2 separate regions of the Homo sapiens genome follow, and region 2 is linked to region 1. A link is a contact called in ENCODE Hi-C or POLR2A ChIA-PET data. All regions are on one chromosome and are shown on one strand. The core of a region is the stretch at or near the end of the contact, and the rest is flanking DNA. Distances in the headings are between cores, read along the strand shown. Region 1 overlaps CAPZB (capping actin protein of muscle Z-line subunit beta). Region 2 overlaps LOC105376819 (a long non-coding RNA gene).

Region 1 (5,956 bases), core at 1,113-3,612:
CCAGCCTGGGCCTAGGGGAGCCATGACACCACATTCCGGGCAGCCCGGCTGCCTCTGGCTGGCCTGCTCTCCGAGACAGCAGAGCGCAACGTGCAGGCAGGGCCCTCAGTCCGGGCCTTCTCAGGCCCCCAGCCTCCCTGACGCCACATGCAGGCAGGGCCCTCAGCCTGGGCGTTCTCAGGGGGCCCCAGCCTCTCTGACGTCCTCTGCCAGGGCTCTGCTGCCAGTGGCCAGTGTCCTGCACCATCCTTCCCACCTCGTGCCCTCAGCTCTGCAGTGTCAGCCCAAACAAAAGCCGGGCGCTCTCTGGACCCTCCAGGTCCACGGCGGACAGAGCAGGAGGCAGGCCTCTGACATGAGGCCAGAGCCCAGCTGGGGGCAGTAAACGGCTGTGGAGGGAGCACTGGCCTTGGAGTCAGGAGAGTCAGGAGGCCGGGATCTCCCCTAAGCTCTGTCATCCCGAGCTGCATGGCCTCTGGCACTCCTCGCAGAGGCCCTTGTCCAGTCGAGGAGGCACGGTCGGCTGAGATGATGAATCTAGAACACGCTCTGCAGTCCAGCAGCACCGTGTGAGTCGGGCTGTGCTATGCCTTTAGCGGCCAGCCCTCTCACCCACTGCCGTGGTGTAGCTCTCACAGCCCAGCCCAGAGGAGAGGCAGGCTGCAGTCCCGGGGCTGCCCCAGCTCGTGGACTGGGGTGGGCGACAGATTTCAGTCACCTGCTTTACAGTTTTAAAACAGAGGAGGAGTCCTCTTTGGACCCTTGTCTTCTGATCCCCTGCCCACCTGGGGGAGGCTTGGTCTTCGTGACCTGTGACAGGGTTAGAGCCCAGTGGTCCCTGGCGTTAGGCCTGCCACTGGCAGCCACTGCCCGATACACCAAACACACTTTCCCGCCCAGCCAACCTGCACAGTCCCCAGGCAGTGGCTGGGAAGTGGGGGAGAGAAGCCGAAGAGCCTGCGGGTGGTGGTGGCGAGCCCCTGAATACCACGACCACCGCCAGCGTGGACCTCTGCAGCGGCGATACCACTCCACACCCCAGAGCCGCCACGGCATCCCCCCTTCCGCCTCGTGGGTCTCCCTGAATTTCCTCCTCAGCTGTGGCCCCCTGCGTTCCTGGCTTCTCGTCGTTCTCTTCCCTCCCACTCCACTCATCTTGAACACTCTCTGTAGATCTATTGATGCTATCCCTGACAACCAAAAGTTTAAGCAGTTGCAGAGGGAGCTCTCTCAAGTGCTGACCCAGCGCCAGATCTACATCCAGCCTGATAATTAAGCCGATCCAGGTACCCTGCCTGAGAGCCGCGAGACCCTCCCCACTAAAACAGGACTCACCAACCCGCCGAGACCCTGCCGGTCCGGCTGCTGCTCCGCGGCCATTTAAACCACCACTAACCCCCACGTGTGCTCCCGGTCGGTGCACAGCCACATTCCCGTGTAGCCTCGGCCCCATGTAACACGGCACCTATCACGTGTGTGTGCTTTCCACTCTGGGTGGAGGCTGGGTGTGGGGAAGACGGCTGATTTTTTGGCTTTTGCTTCTGAAGAAGCCCAGGCCAAGGGACGGATGCTGCCTCTCCAGCAGCAGCCACTTGTGTGCACCGGCCTGACTGTCCCCAGGGCAGGGATCTGCCTGCCGTCCACCCCCCCATGCTTCAGAGGAGCCTCTGATGCTGGTGCAGGGATCCCAGAAGCCACATAAGCCTCCCCGCTGCTCAGCGGCACATTGCCTGTCCAGGGCTAGCTGGCTTGGAAGGGGTGACCTCACTCTCTGATCTCTGAGTCTCTGGGGTTGGAGGGCAGAGTCAGGGCTGGACTCCACCCTGGCTGGCCCAGATGCTCTGCTGGAGCTGCCTGGACGCCCAGTGCCGACTCGGCCACAACCAGCATAACCTTCCGCCCCTAACGAGCTGCAGCTGTTCCTTTAAACAGGTTTCGCTAATGGAAAGGAAAATAGTCTTGCTTGTTGGTAATGGCCAAGAACCATGACTTGAGCTTGTGACAGATCCAGATGTAGGGAAGGAGGCAGCATCCCTGGAGAGTAGGAGGGAAACTTGTTTGTAAAAAGAAGGCATTTGGAACCCTGCCAACTGGGGCTGCAGAGCCCAGGTCCAGGGGCTGCGCACTGAAGGCCCACCCCAGAAGGGGTGCAGCAGACTTTCCAAGGTGGAGGTGGGGTCAGGCACTTAGAAAACCAGGTGGAGCTGCTTTTCCGAGGCCGTGGGACTTAAGTGCACCAGTCTGGTCTGTGTGTGCCAACTTAAGGCCCACGACTCGGGTCAGCCTCACAGTGTGGCCATCAGGCATTTCCATCATGGCATTGAGAAAAAACTCTTTTTAAGATACACCGTGATGGTGCAGTTCCCTGGCCGCCCACTGGGGGCGTCCTGGCGTAGAAACCCTGGCAGCCAGGTCTGCTCAAGATGACTCCTCCCTCCCACAGAGTCGAGCACTGTCTCCAAGCGCTGATTCGAGGTTGCTTGGCCGTGACCTTCCCAAGCATTGTCCCTTAAATAAGCCCCCTGCTCCTTCCGCCTTCCACCATTTCACTTCTAACTTCCTGTGTCTAACATGATTCTAGCTCTGGAACTTTCTCCTTCGTGTGATCCAGCCAAGACCTGGCGGGCTTGGCTCTTCCTTCCCAGAAGAGCCAGTGACCACCCAGGCTAGAGGTCCTGTGCGCTGCTGCTTTGCCCGCCGCATCTCCCGCTGGCCATGTTGACCTCCCGCTGTGAGCTTGGCAAGAAGCCCCTGGGGAATCGGCTGAGATTTGGAGCCTGGGGGCCGTGGGGGCTGATGCCTTTGGCCGCCGCAGAGCCAGGGACAGTCCTGGGAAGATACTCAGAAACGTGTATTTCCCCAGCATGAACCAAATGTCTGCGTTTCTCCTGGGAGTTTTTTCAGTTGTATGCAGCTTGCTTCCAGGTCTTGTCTTATGGCACCTGCTGAGTATTTTGAGGGCTCTTCCTGTGACTTGTAGGGATTCGGTAGCCAGAACTCAGTCTGGGTGCTGTTGCTTCTCCTGGGCCCTGCTTCACTTCCATTTGCCCATTTTTGCTTCTGGGGATTGATTTTTCTGATTCTTCCTTCCCATGGCTGGTGTGAATCAAACGTGAGAGTCCGGCTGAGTGCACTCTCCGTAGCACTCTTCTTGAGCAGCCCTCTACCCACTCTTTCCACTGCTTCTAAACTGTTATAAAACCTACATTTAGGAAGTCTTTGCCTAACCAATATGTTGGGTAAATTTGACAAAATGATTAAAGAATTGCTAGGGGGGCATTCCTCTGAGCCTCAGTTTCCTCATCTGTAAATTGGGTTGATAGCTTTTTTCTTTTTTAAGCCTTGACTTCGCTTTTTGTTGTTGTCGTTGTAGAGATGGGGTCTCACTATGTTGCCCAGGCTGGTCTTGAACTCCTGGCCTTAAATGATCCTCCTGCCTTGGCCTCCCAAAGTGCTGGGATTACAGGCTTGAGCCACCACATCCGGCCGGGTTGATAGTTGAGACTTCCCCAGGATGCCCGTGAAAATTAAATGAGATAATATATGTGAAAGGCGTTTTGTAAACTGTGAAATCTCCATAAGCCTTCATTGTTTCTGGCTTTGTTGATGAGCGTCCCCACACATACGTGAATGCGGTCGCCCTGAACGTTTCCCCACAAATCCAGAATTTGACAGCAGGGATCCCAGGGGCACTTGGCTGTCCTGTGCCGCCCTTTGCAATCCGGGCTGAGGGGTTTTCTGGGCCAAGTTAACAGCGGATGGTGCCTCACAGCAGAGGCCTGAAAGCACCTGCTGCGTGGGCCATAAACACAGTGTGCTCAGACACGCAGAGACACTGGTTCTTACCCACTCCCAAGGGTGGGATAACGCTGCACCTTGCACTTGTGGGATGAGGAATGAGGCTCTTCTGCTGGGCAGGGCCTGGGCAAGGGAGAAGCTTTTATAGAGGAACCCGCATGGCCCCGGAGTCCTCCCCTCTTAGCCCCTGGCCTGAGTCCCCAGCCAGCAACCCAGGGTAGCTGTTCTGAAGCAGAGGGGCTTTGTTCCATTGTGTTTGGAAGCCCAGAAGCCACCTTGTGGCTTAGGGTGACATAGGGACCTACACACAGAGGAGTGAACTTAGGGTTCTAGGGACTATGGCCGGGTCACCGGTGGCCAGGGGCAGAGATGAGCACCTGTCCATGTAAGCCATATGCCACCCCCACAGGGCCTGGCAAGGTGCAGAGGGTGCAGGTCTCGGCCATGTACCCCTTTGCCCCTTTCTGAGAGGGGCAGATGCCCAGCCCAGTGACCCAGAGCCTCACCCCAGGAAGCGGGTCCATGCAGCAAATCAGCCAGGCACTGGCATGGTGGCCCCCAGGCCTCCACCGCCTCACCAGTCCCTGTTCAATCTGCTGATAACGCCTTTCCTCCCTTGCAGGTCTGTGCAGACTTTTGCAGACAAATCAAAACAAGAAGCTCTGAAGAATGACCTGGTGGAGGCTTTGAAGAGAAAGCAGCAATGCTAAACCTCTGTTTCATGCTAACCAGACACGCCGTGCACTCGTTAGATTCCTTTCTTAGAAAACTCGTTTTCTGCTCCCTTCCCTCGTCCCTTCCCTCCCCGACAGGTCACATAACAGCTGCATCATTGACCGCACAGCGCCATCTCTCCCTGAGAATAAAGCCGATAGCCACCCTCCTCCGGCTCCGAGCCTGCTTCTGCCACACCTCGCTCTCAGTTCTCTCCACATTTCCATAGAGACCGTGTGGTTTTTGTTCACCCGGGCCCCCCGTCTTCCTCCCTGTCCCCCCATTTATAGGCATAAAATCCACTGTCTGCCAGCCTCCCTTCCCTCCCACCTTTTTGGTACATTGGTGTAAAAAATGTAAAACAAAAAAATTTTATGAACTAACTGTGGTGTGTGAAAGAGAGAAGAAAAACTGGAAATCTTATTCCGTGTGTGTTTGGGAGTTGCTTGGGGTTGGGGGTCGTGGGGACAGGGGACAGCTCTGGGAGCAGAGGTGGCCCTCGGTGCCGTCCTGCGCAGACTCTCCCGTCCCACGGAGGCCGCGGGGTGGGGGCTGGGGGGGGTGCCGCCGACCGTTCCGCTCTTCCGGCCAGGTGCTTTTCTGTCAATTTCTATGGAATGCAAAAGGAGGTTTTTGTTTTATTTTGTTTTTTTGTAAAGCTTAAGAAAAAAATCTACATCTTATACTTGAGCCTCCATACTTAAAAAAAGAAAAGAAAAGAAATCAATAAAAAGAAACTGGGGCGCAGTTAGCGCTGGCCTTCTGTGTTCCTTCTCGCCGGCCTCGCTTTCCGAGCGCGTGTGGCCGTGGCCGTGCGCTGGCTCCAAGCTGGGACGCGTGTGGGCCCCGCTCACGGCAGCAAGGAAGTGTCCCGTCCCCAGCCCCGCCGCCCTGAAAACACCAGGTATGTGATGAGGTGCAGAGTCCCTGTCCCTTTCCGCCCTCTGCCGTTGGAGGGCAGAAGCACCAGCAAACACTGTTCTGGCGCCGCAGCACGCACCTCCCGCCGCCTTCCCACTGTGCCTAGTACAAATGTGAGGCAGCCGAGGTTCAGTTGCAGTAACTCAGCCAAGGCTGCACAGAGCCACAGAGTCTGCCTTCTACCCTCCAAACTGCCCCAGGGAAGATCTGAAGCAGATCTCAAAGTCCCTGCCGAGACCATCCCCCCATCTGTCCGTGGCCAATCAGCGGGCTCCACAACCTGGCCAGCCCATGTGTTTGAGGTCCCTGGGTCTGATGCAACATCTTTTTTTTTGAGACGGAGTTTCACTCTTGTTGCCCAGGCTGGAGTGCAATGGCATGATCTTGGCTCACTGTAACCTCCGCCTCCCAGGTTCAAGCGATTCTCCTGCCTCAGCCTCCTCAGTAGCTGGCATTACAGGCATGTGCCACCATGCCCAGCTAACGTATTTTTAGTAGAGACGGGGTTTCTCCTTGTTGGTCA
Region 2 (5,956 bases), core at 1,573-4,072, 160 kb before region 1:
TCACGCCATTCTCCTGCCTCAGCCTCCCGAGTAGCTGGGACTACAGGCGCCCGCCACCGCGCCCGGCTAATTTTTTGTATTTTTAGTAGAGACGGGGTTTCACCTTGTTAGCCAGGATGGTCTCGATCTCCTGACCTCATGATCCACCCGCCTCGGCCTCCCAAAGTGCTGGGATTACAGGCGTGAGCCACCGCGCCCGGCCAACCATTCTTTTATTCTTTTACTTTCTTAATAAAGTTGCTTTCACTTCACTCTATGGACTTGCCCTGAATTCTTTATTGCACAAGATCCAAGAACCCTCTCTTGGGGTCTGGATTGGGACCCCTTTCCAGTAACACTGGCCTCAAGTGATCCTCCTGCCTCAGCCTCCCAAAGTGTTGGGATTATACGTGTGAGCCACCGCACCTGGCCTACTTTTTAAAAAAATCATAATCATTTTTGGCCAGGCGCAGTGGCTCATGCCTGTAATCCTAGCACTTTGGGAGGCTGAGGCGGGCAGATCATGAGGTCAGGAGATCAAGATCATCCTGGGTAACACGGTGAAACCCATCTCTACTAAAAAAAATACAAAAAAATTAGCCGGGCATGGTGGCGGGCACCGGTAGTCCCAGCTACTCGGGAGGCTGAGGCAGGAGAATGGCGTGAACCCGGGAGGCGGAGCTTGCAGTGAGCCGAGATTGGCCACTGCACTCCAGCCTGGGTGACAGAGCGAGACTCTGTCTCCAAAAAAAAAAAAAAAAAAAAAAAAAAACCATAATCATTTTTAGGAAGTTCAATTTCAAGGACCTCTCTGTTTCAAGAAGATTTCCCGATCTGTTTATGCTAACAGGTCTCATAGCCCATCTCTTCTGATTGGATCAGAATCCCCGACAGCTTAGAGGCTGGCAGGCTGAGGGTCCCCAAGGCATGAGAGAAGAGGGGGCTGTGGGGAACTTGGAGGAAGCATCACAGGAAGCTGCAGGTGGGCGGGAGGGGGATTCGTCCTGCTCCTACTAACCAAATGCACAGTCTTCCCCTCAAGCTTGCTTCTCCTCTGAGCTCTTTTGTGCCCTTGGTGATGGGTGGGGTAGACTGAGAATGGAGAACAACACAATGGTGGGAGAGGATGGGGTGGTGGAGTCGGGGGTTGGAAGAATCAGGAGGCACCCTTGTGTTTTCCCTCCAGAGGTGGCACCCCTGGGGTGGTAGATAAGGCATTGTGTTTGGAATTCAGCCCCATGGGTGTATGTAGCTGGGGTTCTAGTCCCTCCTGAGCTACCCTCGGCAAATTAGTATACCCCCGTTAGTCCTGTTTTCTGTGTCAGTTAAATGGCCAAGCTAATAATAAAGTCCACACAGAATTGGGACGCTCAAATAATAAACAATAGCACTGTCCCCAGGCATGGAGCAAATACTGCTTGCCAGGTTCTGGGCTGAGTAATTCCCACCCATTACTTCATCCGATCCTCACAACAGGCCCCAAAGGTAGGTGTTATTGTTTCTATTTTACAAGAAGGAACCCAGGACTCAAGAGAGGCGAAGGCTCCTTCCCATGCACCTCCCTCCTTTGTAATCTGGAAAGTCCTGGGTAGTTGTAATTTGTAGTTATGAATTTCTGGAGTTCTCAGCTCATTCCCTGGAGATTTGTGCTAGAAAGTTCTAGAAGATTGCAGAGTTTATTAAATAAATTGATTTGACAGGTATTTGTTGAACACTTTGCTATGGTCTGAATGTTTTTGTGTCCCTAATATTCATATGTAAAATCTTCACTTCCAAGGTATTAGGAGGTGGGCATTTGGGGAAGTGATCAGGGCATGAGAGTGGTGACCTCAGGATTGGGATCAGTGTGCTTATGAAAGAGACCATAGGGCACTAGCCAGCCCCTTCCACCATGTGGGGACACAGTGAGAAGGCACCACCTGTGAACCAGGAATAGGGCGTTCACCAGACACCAAATCTGCTGGCGCCATGATCTTGGACTTGCCAGCCTCCAGAACGGTGAGAAGTAAATTTCTGCTGTTTATAAAATGCTCAGTCCATGGTAGTTTGTTATAACAGCCCAAATAGACCAACACACCTGCTGGATGCTAGAAGTGGTTCTAGGTGCTTGGGATTCAGCAATGAACATCATAAAGCACCCTCAAAGAGGATACATTTTTGCATGCAAAGACTGAAAGATCAGCAACAAAGAAATATAAAATAAGACAAGGTAAGTGGGGAGTGCAATTTTTTGTCCAATGGTCAGAGAAGTAGGTTGTGCTCACCACTGTGACAAGATGGAAGCTGTGCTCACCACTTGCATTACAGTGTACAAGAATGTAATCTCCATAAGGACAGGGCCCTGGAATCTTGTTTCCCTTACAGCTCCAGTCCCTAGCACAAATTCTGGTTTCTAGTAGGTGCTCAATAAATATTTGTTGAATGAATGAACAAATAGCCTCAGTCTCAGATCTGCCGGAGAAATGTCCATTTTAGGGTAGGCATGGGATTTTGAATTCACCTCCTATGAGCTGACATTTATGGAGAAACTTGCGTGCCCCAGGCACTGTGCCAGCCTCCATGGCTGAGTACAGCCCTTCCCTTGAGCATCTTCATTGGAGAAGATAGCGGCGCTTGCAATTTAGTGGTCTAGAAGAGAAGGCAGCAAAGAGAATAAAGGAAGAACAGGAGTTAAGTGCAAAGAGGAAGCGTTTCAGGGTCAGCAAAGAATTCGGCAAGTGTATTGCCTGACATCTTTTTCTTGATGCAAAAAATAGCTAGTTCTGCTTTTTGGACTGGGGCTCGCTGAGTCAGGGGTTCAAAGAGAATAGCATGAGGATAGGAGCAGTAAATGTCATCTGCAGCAGATGGTGATGCCCCAGAGACAGACCGTGGCCTTGAAGATGCTTCCCTCCACCGACTCTGGCCCAAGAATCAAGGTCAAGGGCAGGCAACCGAGCTCAGCAACCTGGGGTCCCGATCCCAGCCTCTCAACTGGGCCAACCCTACCCAAGAACATCACCGTTGTTCCACCCGCTTGGACTCCACACCAGGCTCAGTGGAGTCTCAGAGTCCATGGGTGTGAGAAGAATAATTCCAGCATCTGTTATTAACCATCATTTCCATTGTTTTGGCTTCACTTTCTCTTTGGCCCTGAGAACACTGGGTCAGTGCTTCTTTGAGCACAAAACGACTGATTTGCCAGGTCTTTGTTCAGCCTCACAAAAGAAGGGGATGATTATTACAAGAACAGATTTTGCATTCCATATTTACCCCAGATGACACTGCCTTGATCCCTAAAATAACTCCAGATCGCCTGGGTGGAACTTGCTTGTTCCTTTTCATCTTGCTATTTTGCAATTGTTTATGGAGAACATCACCATAGTGATATTATCAGAGCAGGGCAGAATGAAACTCCAAACTCTGGGTTGTTATTGGTTTTTCCTTTGTACCTCGGAACATGACTTTTTCACCTCAAACCTTCTCTATTATTTCTTATAAGCATTACAGTTCTCAGTTCCAACTCAGCCAGCATCACTTTCTGACTCATCCCCAGCAGTTAAAACCACAGAGGTGGTCCACACTGGGATGAGGGATGGAAGTGCTTGGGTTGAGTTTCCAAATTGGAAACTATTTACCAGAAATCCTCTTTCCTTCAGATAAGACTGGGGTCAAAGTACTAGAGTGTTGAAAGAGGCACTAAATAAACTAAGAATCTAAAGGACCTTCAGTGTTTGGGCCAAGGAACATGGTGATAGAGTTCAACAAATAAACACAGCTGGCGTAGGGTGAGCCTTTAGCAAACACTTATCTTCTTGATTTTGTTTTTTTTTTTTTTTTTTTTTGCTCATAATTGTCAACTTGGCCCAAAGCCTTTATTATAGCATTCTCATACACTGCTGCCAGTGGTGTGTATTTGTACAACTTTTTAATGAAATTTGGCAATGAATAGCAAAAGTCTTGACAATGTAGCTCTTCCTTAGATGCAAAATTCTACTTGTGAGTGCTAAAAAAATAATTAGGGATATGAGCAGAAGGATACATACAAAGATGTTTATTGCTATTGATGGTGAAAAACTGGAAACAACCAAACTGTACAACATTAGGGGGTTACTTAAAAAAAATCAAAATACAGGACTGGCGCAGTGGCTCATGCCTATAATCCCAGCACTTTGGGAGGCTGAGGTGGGAGGAGCACTTGAACCTAGCAGTTTGAGACCAGCTTAGGCAACACAGTGGGACGCTGTCTCTACAAACAATTTTTAAAAAGTAAAACAACAAAAAAAATCATGACCCCCACTCCATGCAATGGATACTGAGCCACTATTAAAAATTATGCCGGTTGGGCGCGGTGGCTCATGCCTGTAATCCCAGCACTTTTGGAGGCCAAGGCTGGCAGATCACTTGAGATCAGGAGTTCGAGACTAGCCTGGCCAACATGGTGAAACTCTGTCTCTACTAAAAATACAAAAATTAGCCAGGTACAGGGGTGGGCATCTGTAATCCCAGCTACTTGGGGGGCTGCGGCAGGGGAATCGCTTGAACCCAGGAGGTAGAGGTTGCAATGAGCCGAAATCACACCACTGCACTCCAGCCTGGGTGATAAAGCGAGACTCCATCTCAAGAAAAAAAAAGACCAGGCGCGGTGGCTCATGCCTGCAATCCCAGCACTTTGGGAGGCCGAGGTGGGCAGATCGCAAGGTCAGGAGTTCGAGACCAGCCTGGCCAATATGGTGAAACCCCGTCTCTACTAAAAATACAAAAATTAGCCCGGCATGGTGATGGGCGCCTGTAGTCCTAGCTACTTGGGAGGCTGAGGCAGGATAATTGCTTGGACCTGGGAGGTGGAGGTTGCAGTGAGCCGAGATGGCACCACTGCACTCCAACCTGGTGACAATAAAAAAGATTAGAAGGATAAATTCAAAAAGATGAAAGTATTTCTTGGGAATTTTCTTTTCTGGTGCTTTTGTTTATAATTTTTCTACAATGGGCATGCATTTCTTTTCTTTTTTTTTTTTGAAACGGAATCTTGCTCTATCACCTAGGCTGGAGTGCAGTGGTGAGATCTTGGCTCACTGCAACCTCTGCCTCCTGGGTTCAAGCGATTTTCCCATCTCAGCCTCCTGAGTAGCTGGGATTACAGGTGCACGCCACCACACCTGGCTAATTTTTGTATTTTTAGTAGAGATAGGGTTTCCCCATGTTGGCCAAGCTGGTCTTGATCTCCTGACCTCAGGTGATCACCTGCCTGCCCCAGCCTCCCAAAGTACTGAGATTACAGGCATGAGCCACCGTGCCCGGCATTGTTTTTTTTTTTTTTTTTTTTTTTTTTTTTTTTTTGAGAACGAGTTTCCCTCTGTTGCCCAGGCTGGAGCACAGGGCATGATCTCAGCTCACTACAACCTCTGCCTCCTGGCTTCAAGCAATTCTCTGCCTCTGCCTCCTGAGTAGTTGGGACTACAGGCATGTGCCACCATGCCTGGCTAATTTTTGTATTTTTAGTAGAGATGGAGTTTCACCATGTTGACAAGGCTGGTCTCGAACTCCTGGCCTCAAGTAATCCACTACTTTGGCCTCCCAAAGTGCTGGGATTACAGGCATAAGCCACCACACCTGGCCACTACAATGAGCATGTATTTCTGTAGTCAGATGTTTAAAACGCTATTTTTTCAGAAAAATAATAAGCTGCCAAGCTTTTTTTTTTCCCCCATAAAGAAAGAGCTTAACAGACACAAGGCTGACCACGCCATGTGGGAGATGGAGTTAGCACTCAAATCATCTCCTCCAAAGTTCCTAGGTTAGGAGTTTTTCAAAGGCAGTTTGGGGAAAGAGGGGGGAGGTCAGGTAACTGGGGCTTGCTGCTGATTGATTGGGGCGGATGAAATCATAGGGAGTCTAAACTGCCCTCCTGTGAGCTGAATTCCTTCTGGGTGGGGCCACAGGAGTGGGGTTGGGAGGTCCAGGTGGAGCCATGGGGGTCAGACATGCAAAACCCCAC

The links. Hi-C counts contacts between places; a loop is a spot of excess contacts on that map. ChIA-PET counts read pairs that join two places held with the same protein, here RNA polymerase II (POLR2A). Pooled maps may share reads with other maps.
Region 2: a pooled map shows a loop between it and region 1 (2.3-fold over the local background). The contact joins two enhancer-like sites. A Hi-C loop is called at or near these places in 1 of 50 pooled maps. POLR2A ChIA-PET finds 5 or more read pairs at or near these places in 3 of 52 experiments (H1, activated CD4-positive, alpha-beta T cell and common myeloid progenitor, CD34-positive).

What each region holds. Positions count from the first base shown.
Region 1 is chr1:19,338,082-19,344,037 of GRCh38, reverse strand. It overlaps CAPZB (capping actin protein of muscle Z-line subunit beta), which reads left to right. Exons shown (of 9, transcript NM_004930.5): 9 at 4,421-5,263. The coding sequence ends at 4,508. Among named protein-coding and RNA genes, the nearest start is that of SLC66A1, 29 kb to the right of the region's middle. RefSeq lists enhancers at 2,312-3,286, 4,052-4,553, 5,720-5,956. Within about 2 kb of position 2,362, at least 8 of the 41 ENCODE cell types and tissues checked have a DNase peak (open chromatin) inside an H3K27ac peak, as active enhancers do.
Region 2 is chr1:19,502,706-19,508,661 of GRCh38, reverse strand. All of the region lies in intron 1 of LOC105376819 (a long non-coding RNA gene), which reads right to left. Among named protein-coding and RNA genes, the nearest start is that of CAPZB, 20 kb to the right of the region's middle. Within about 2 kb of position 2,822, at least 18 of the 41 ENCODE cell types and tissues checked have a DNase peak (open chromatin) inside an H3K27ac peak, as active enhancers do.